Regions from separate parts of the Mus musculus genome. Here region 2 is linked to region 1. Evidence: chromatin loops called from intact Hi-C (ENCODE). Cell type or tissue: left cerebral cortex. All regions are shown on one strand.

The links. A loop is a pair of places that touch in the nucleus more often than their neighbours do. Peaks named below come from ENCODE experiments on the same cell type or tissue, not always from the same donor. Only the 100,000 strongest peaks of a DNase experiment are listed, where the experiment ranks them.
Region 2: it touches region 1 in a loop (2.6-fold over the local background); 3 of 42 quality-filtered maps call a loop at or near these places.

What each region holds. Positions count from the first base shown.
Region 1 is chr8:112,060,532-112,063,031 of GRCm38, reverse strand. It overlaps Gm36671 (a long non-coding RNA gene), which reads right to left and starts at 1,460. Exons shown (of 3, transcript XR_388036.3): 1 at 1,395-1,460; 2 at 1,045-1,268. Gm22827 (a small nuclear RNA gene) reads right to left here and starts at 527; the gene lies at 421-527. In left cerebral cortex, a CTCF peak has its summit at 1,560 (motif pointing left); a DNase peak (open chromatin) is centred at 1,529.
Region 2 is chr8:112,908,547-112,911,046 of GRCm38, reverse strand. All of the region lies in intron 1 of Gm45904 (a long non-coding RNA gene), which reads left to right. Among named protein-coding and RNA genes, the nearest start is that of Gm45904, 12 kb to the left of the region's middle. In left cerebral cortex, a CTCF peak has its summit at 1,287 (motif pointing right); a DNase peak (open chromatin) is centred at 1,319.

The sequences.
Region 1 (2,500 bases):
AATCACTACCCTGGTGTTCACATGTGAACACAAGGACATCTGTACCTCCTACAGTGAAGACGTGGCAGCGGAATCCCTGGAGGACTGCAGAGATAGGTCAGTGGTTAACACCACTTGCTGCTCTTTCAGAGGACCTGGGTTCAGTTCCCAGCACCTACACTAGGGAGCTAACAACCACCTATAACTCTAACCCAGGGATCCAGTGCTTTCTCCTGGTCTACATAGAGAGTTCCAGGCCAGCTAGAGTTACAAAGAAAGTCCCTGTCTAGATGGACATACAGACAAAGAATACTGTCAATAGGTGACCTAAGAATATCTCTAAATTTCTAGTGCATCATGGAAAATATTTTTAATTCTCTTTTTAATTTAATTTTTTTTTTTTTTTTTACTTATTCACTTTACATCCTACTCGCTACCCAAAAAAATATGGAGTGCCTCACGAATTTTTGTGCCATCCTTGAGCAGAGGCCATGCTAATCTTCTCTGTATTGTTCCAATTTTAGTATGTGTGCTGCCGACGCGAGTGCAATATGCTAATTCTTAAAAGCTGGAATTTGCAGCTAGAGAGATGGCTCAGGGGTTAAGAGCACTTGTTGCTCCTACTGAGAGCAGGGTTCAATTCCCAGCACCTGCATGGTGGCTCACAACCATGTCAACACCAGCTTTGGGGGATCCCTCTTTTGAACTCATTCAGATAAAATTAAATAAATGCAAATCTTTTAATAAATAAAAATGAGGAAATTAGAATTTTAGAATTTGAATTATGAATTTTCCTGTTCAAACCCAATTGAATAAGTCATATCTGTAGTTGTTTTGAAGAAAAGCTAAGTGTATTATTTGACTCTGACTCTCTCTCTCTCTCACACACACACACACACACACACACACACACACTTTTCCCAGTTTGCCTTCTGTTGCTGTGGCAAACCATGGCCAAAAGCAGATTGAGAGAGTAAAGAGTTTATTTGGCTTACATGTCTGAATCTTCCTTTTAATTTGTTTTAATTTTTATTTATGTGTGTTAATTTTTTAATTTTTATTTACCTGTGTGTCTGTGTGCAGCTGTCACGGCTGTTGAGAGCTGCAGGGTCCTCTTAACCACTGAGCCATCTCTCCAGCCTTCTGGGGGTCTCTTCAAAGCCAGGATCAGCGCTGATGTCAGCAGGGCATCAACAGGGTAGATTACGCTGTTACACTTCCCAAAGATCCGAAACCAGAGCAAACAAGGGACTGAGAGGTATTAATGTCCCACAGTGGTATTCCAAACACTTGGGAGTGAGAACAGAAGAATCCGGAGTTCAAGGTCAGCCTCAGCTTCATAGCAAGTTCAAGGTCACCCTGAGCTAGAGACTGACTCCCAAAAATAAAGGAAATAAATAGGGCAAAGTACTTACCCACTCTAAAGAAGGACAGAAGCCACAGGAAAGAGGCGCACGTGTCCTATGTGATCTTGAGTCAGAGCCCCCACCCTTCCACCCTTGAGTCTATCTCACTACTTCATTTCTTTTTGCATAAACAAAGATGATGCCTTTGTAAGTCTTTGGCGCCCTCTTTTGGACAACCTGATTATTTCAAAACTGAAATGTTTCATTTCTGAGTATGTTGTCAGCAAGTTGAAATTGGGTACACAGAGACAGATATATAGAGATGATATAGATATAGATAAAGATATACATATGTAGATTGGGAGGGCTGTTATTGACATTATTCTTACAAGAGTTTTAGACTTACAGAAAGATTAAACAGTACAAAGCCCTATCTATACCTCTCCCTCGTGTAATTTCCCCTACTGCTTATAATTCCTCTGAGGACCCAAATGTTAAAGGTAATGAAACAATGCTGAACAGCTATTATTGACTGACATTTATAGTACATATACTATAAAGCTGTATGCATCCATGGGTTGTGAAGGATTTCATGTATCCACCATTGTAGTATCATAGAGAATAGTTCCACTGCCTTAGAAATCACCTCCTTTAGTTTGGCTCAGCCCAGTAAAGGCACTTACCATCAAGCCTGGGGTCCCCAGAATGCATATAAAGGTGGAAAATTGTCCTCAGAACGACACATGTGCATCGTGGCATATGTGAACCACACATAAACATTTTCACATGCAATGATAATAAATTATTTAGATGTTTAGTCACCTGTTTCGTCTCTTGACTCTTTCTATTTCTCCAGAGTCTGGGAATCACCACTTTTTACTCACTATCTTCCTAATGTTGCCTTTCAAATTTTTACATTGTGGAATAGTGAAATACTTAAATTTATTTCACTTACACATCCACTTAAGAGACCTTCTTCATATCTTACTATAAATGGCCAATGCACATATGGAGAGGAAGTTTACTCTAAAAAGCAGTCATGGTAGTGCATGCTTTTAATCCCAGCACTCAGGAGGCAGAGGCAGGAGGATCTCTGTGAGTTCAAGGCCAGCCAAGTCTTGGGGGGGGGACAAACAGAAGAAGAGGAGAGGAGAAAAGGAGGGGGAAAAGAGAGA
Region 2 (2,500 bases), 850 kb before region 1:
GGACTCTAGAAAATCAAATAACCCCATTAAAAAATGGGGCTCAGAGCTGAACAAAGAATTCTCACCTGAGGAATACAGAATGGCTGAGAAGCACCTGAAAAAATGTTCAACATACTTAATCATCAGGGAAATGCAAATCAAAACAACCCCGAGATTCCACCTCACACCAGTCAGAATGGCTAAGATCAAAAATTCAGGTGACAGCAGATGCTGGCGAGGATGTGGAGAAAGAGGAACACTCCTCCATTGTTGGTGGGATTGCAAGCTTATACAACCACTCTGGAAATCAGTCTGGCGGTTCCTCAGAAAATTGGACATAGTACTACCGGTGGATCCCTAAATACCTCTCCTGTGCATATATCCAGAAGATGTTCCAACCAGTAAGAAGGACACCTGCTCCACTATGTTCATAGCAGCCTTATTTATAATAGCCACAAGCTGGAAAGAACCCAGATGCCCCTCAACAGAGGAATGGATACAGAAAATGTGGTACATCTACACAATGGAGTACTACTCAGCTATTAAAAAGAATGAATTTATGAAATTCCTAGCCAAATGGATGGACCTGGAGGACATCATCCTGAGTGAGGTAACACATTCACAAAGGAACTCACACAATATGTACTCACTGATAAGTGGATATTAGCCCAAAACCTAGGATATCCAAGATATAAGATACAATTTCCTAAACACATGAAACTCAAGAAAAATGAAGACTGAAGTGTGGACACTATGCCCCTCCTTAGAAGTGGGAACAAAACACCCTTGGAAGGAGGTACAGAGACAAAGTTTGGAGCTGAGATAAAAAGATGGACCGTGTAGAGACTGCCATATCCGGGGATCCATCCCATAATCAGCTTCCAAATGCTGACACCATTGCATACACTAGCAAGATTATGCTGAAAGGACCCTGATATAGCTGTCTCTTGTCAGAGTATGCCTGGGCCTAGCAAACATAGAAGTGGATGCTCACAGTCGGCTATTGGATGGATCACATGGCCCCCAATGAAGGAGCTAGAGAAAGTACCCAAGAAGCTAAAGGTATCAACAATATTTTTAAAAACATATTAAGTAAAGGTTTATGTAATGTCTAAGGTAATTGACTCCAAATTTCCATTTGTAAGTTTACAAAGATGAAATTGACGGGGTATCTGCTTGAAATATCTCTTTTCCTCTAAACATAACCAAACACATTTTCTAATTATATTTTTTAAAGATTTATTTATTTATTTATTTATTTATATCTTAAGTGTGTTTTGCCTGCATGTGTGTCTATGCACCACACACATGCAGTGCACACAGAGGCCAGAAGAGGGTGTTAGGACTCCTTGTTAGCTGTCATGTTCCCGCTGGGAGCTGAACCCTAGCAAAAGTAGCAAGTGCTTTTAACTGCTGAGCTATCTCTCCAGCTCCTCAGGTTAAAGAAACAATATGAACTAACCAGTACCCCCCCCCCCCGGAGCTCGTGGCTCTAGCTGCATATGTATCAGAAGATGGCCTAGTCGGCCATCATTGGAAAGAGAGGCCCATTGGTCTTGCAAACTTTATATGCCCCAGTATAGGGGAACACCAGGGCCAAGAAGTGGGAGTGGGTGAGTAGGGGAGTGGGGGGGGAGGGTATGGGGGACTTTTGGGATAGCATTGGAAATGTAAATGAAGAAAATACCTAATAAAAATAAATAAATAAATAAGCAAGCAAGCAAGCAAGAAATCACTGTGTAGAACAGGCTGGCCCAAAACAAAACTCACAGAGATTTCTTCCTACCTCTGTCTTTCAAGTGCTATGAAAGGTGTGCACTACCAAAAGAAAAAAAAAAAAGAAACACTATCTTACTATTATTTCTTGGTGCAGAGATACATTTTTTTCCAACAAAGACGACCTAAGAGATAAGAGGTTTATAGTAGTTCACATTTTAACCCATAGTCCATTATGGTAGGGAAGTCTCTGTAGCAGGAGCTTGAAGAAGCTGGTCATATGATATCCATAGCCAGAGAGGTCAGCTTGGTTTCTCCACTCTACTTAATTTAGATTGCATTTATAATTCATGTACCAGTGGTGTGTGGTGATGGTGGTGGTAGGGGTGGTGTGTGTGTATGTGTGGGCATGCAACACAGTCTGTGTTTGAAGCCTTTAGTTGGGACACTATCATTATCTAAGATAACTATATATCTATTTATCTATTGACTGGCTTTGTAGTTAATGTAAAATCAACCCCTCCCCACCCCCCATGTGTGGTTGTGTTTGTAGCTGCACCTGCTATACTGGGAGAGTGTGGAATGTTTGGAAGATAGGGCTTAGTGGAATTAGAAAGGAGAGAAAGGCATCTCTCTAACTCTCTCTCCCTCCCACCTTTCCCCTCCCCTCTCTCCCTCTCCTCTTTCTCTCTCTGCATGACTTCTGTCTGTCATGAAATAAAGAAAAAACACTCCTTCTCCCTACACTTCTGCCACCAGGATGTTCTTTCCAAGCGCACAGAGCCAAGCAACCACAGCTATGCCA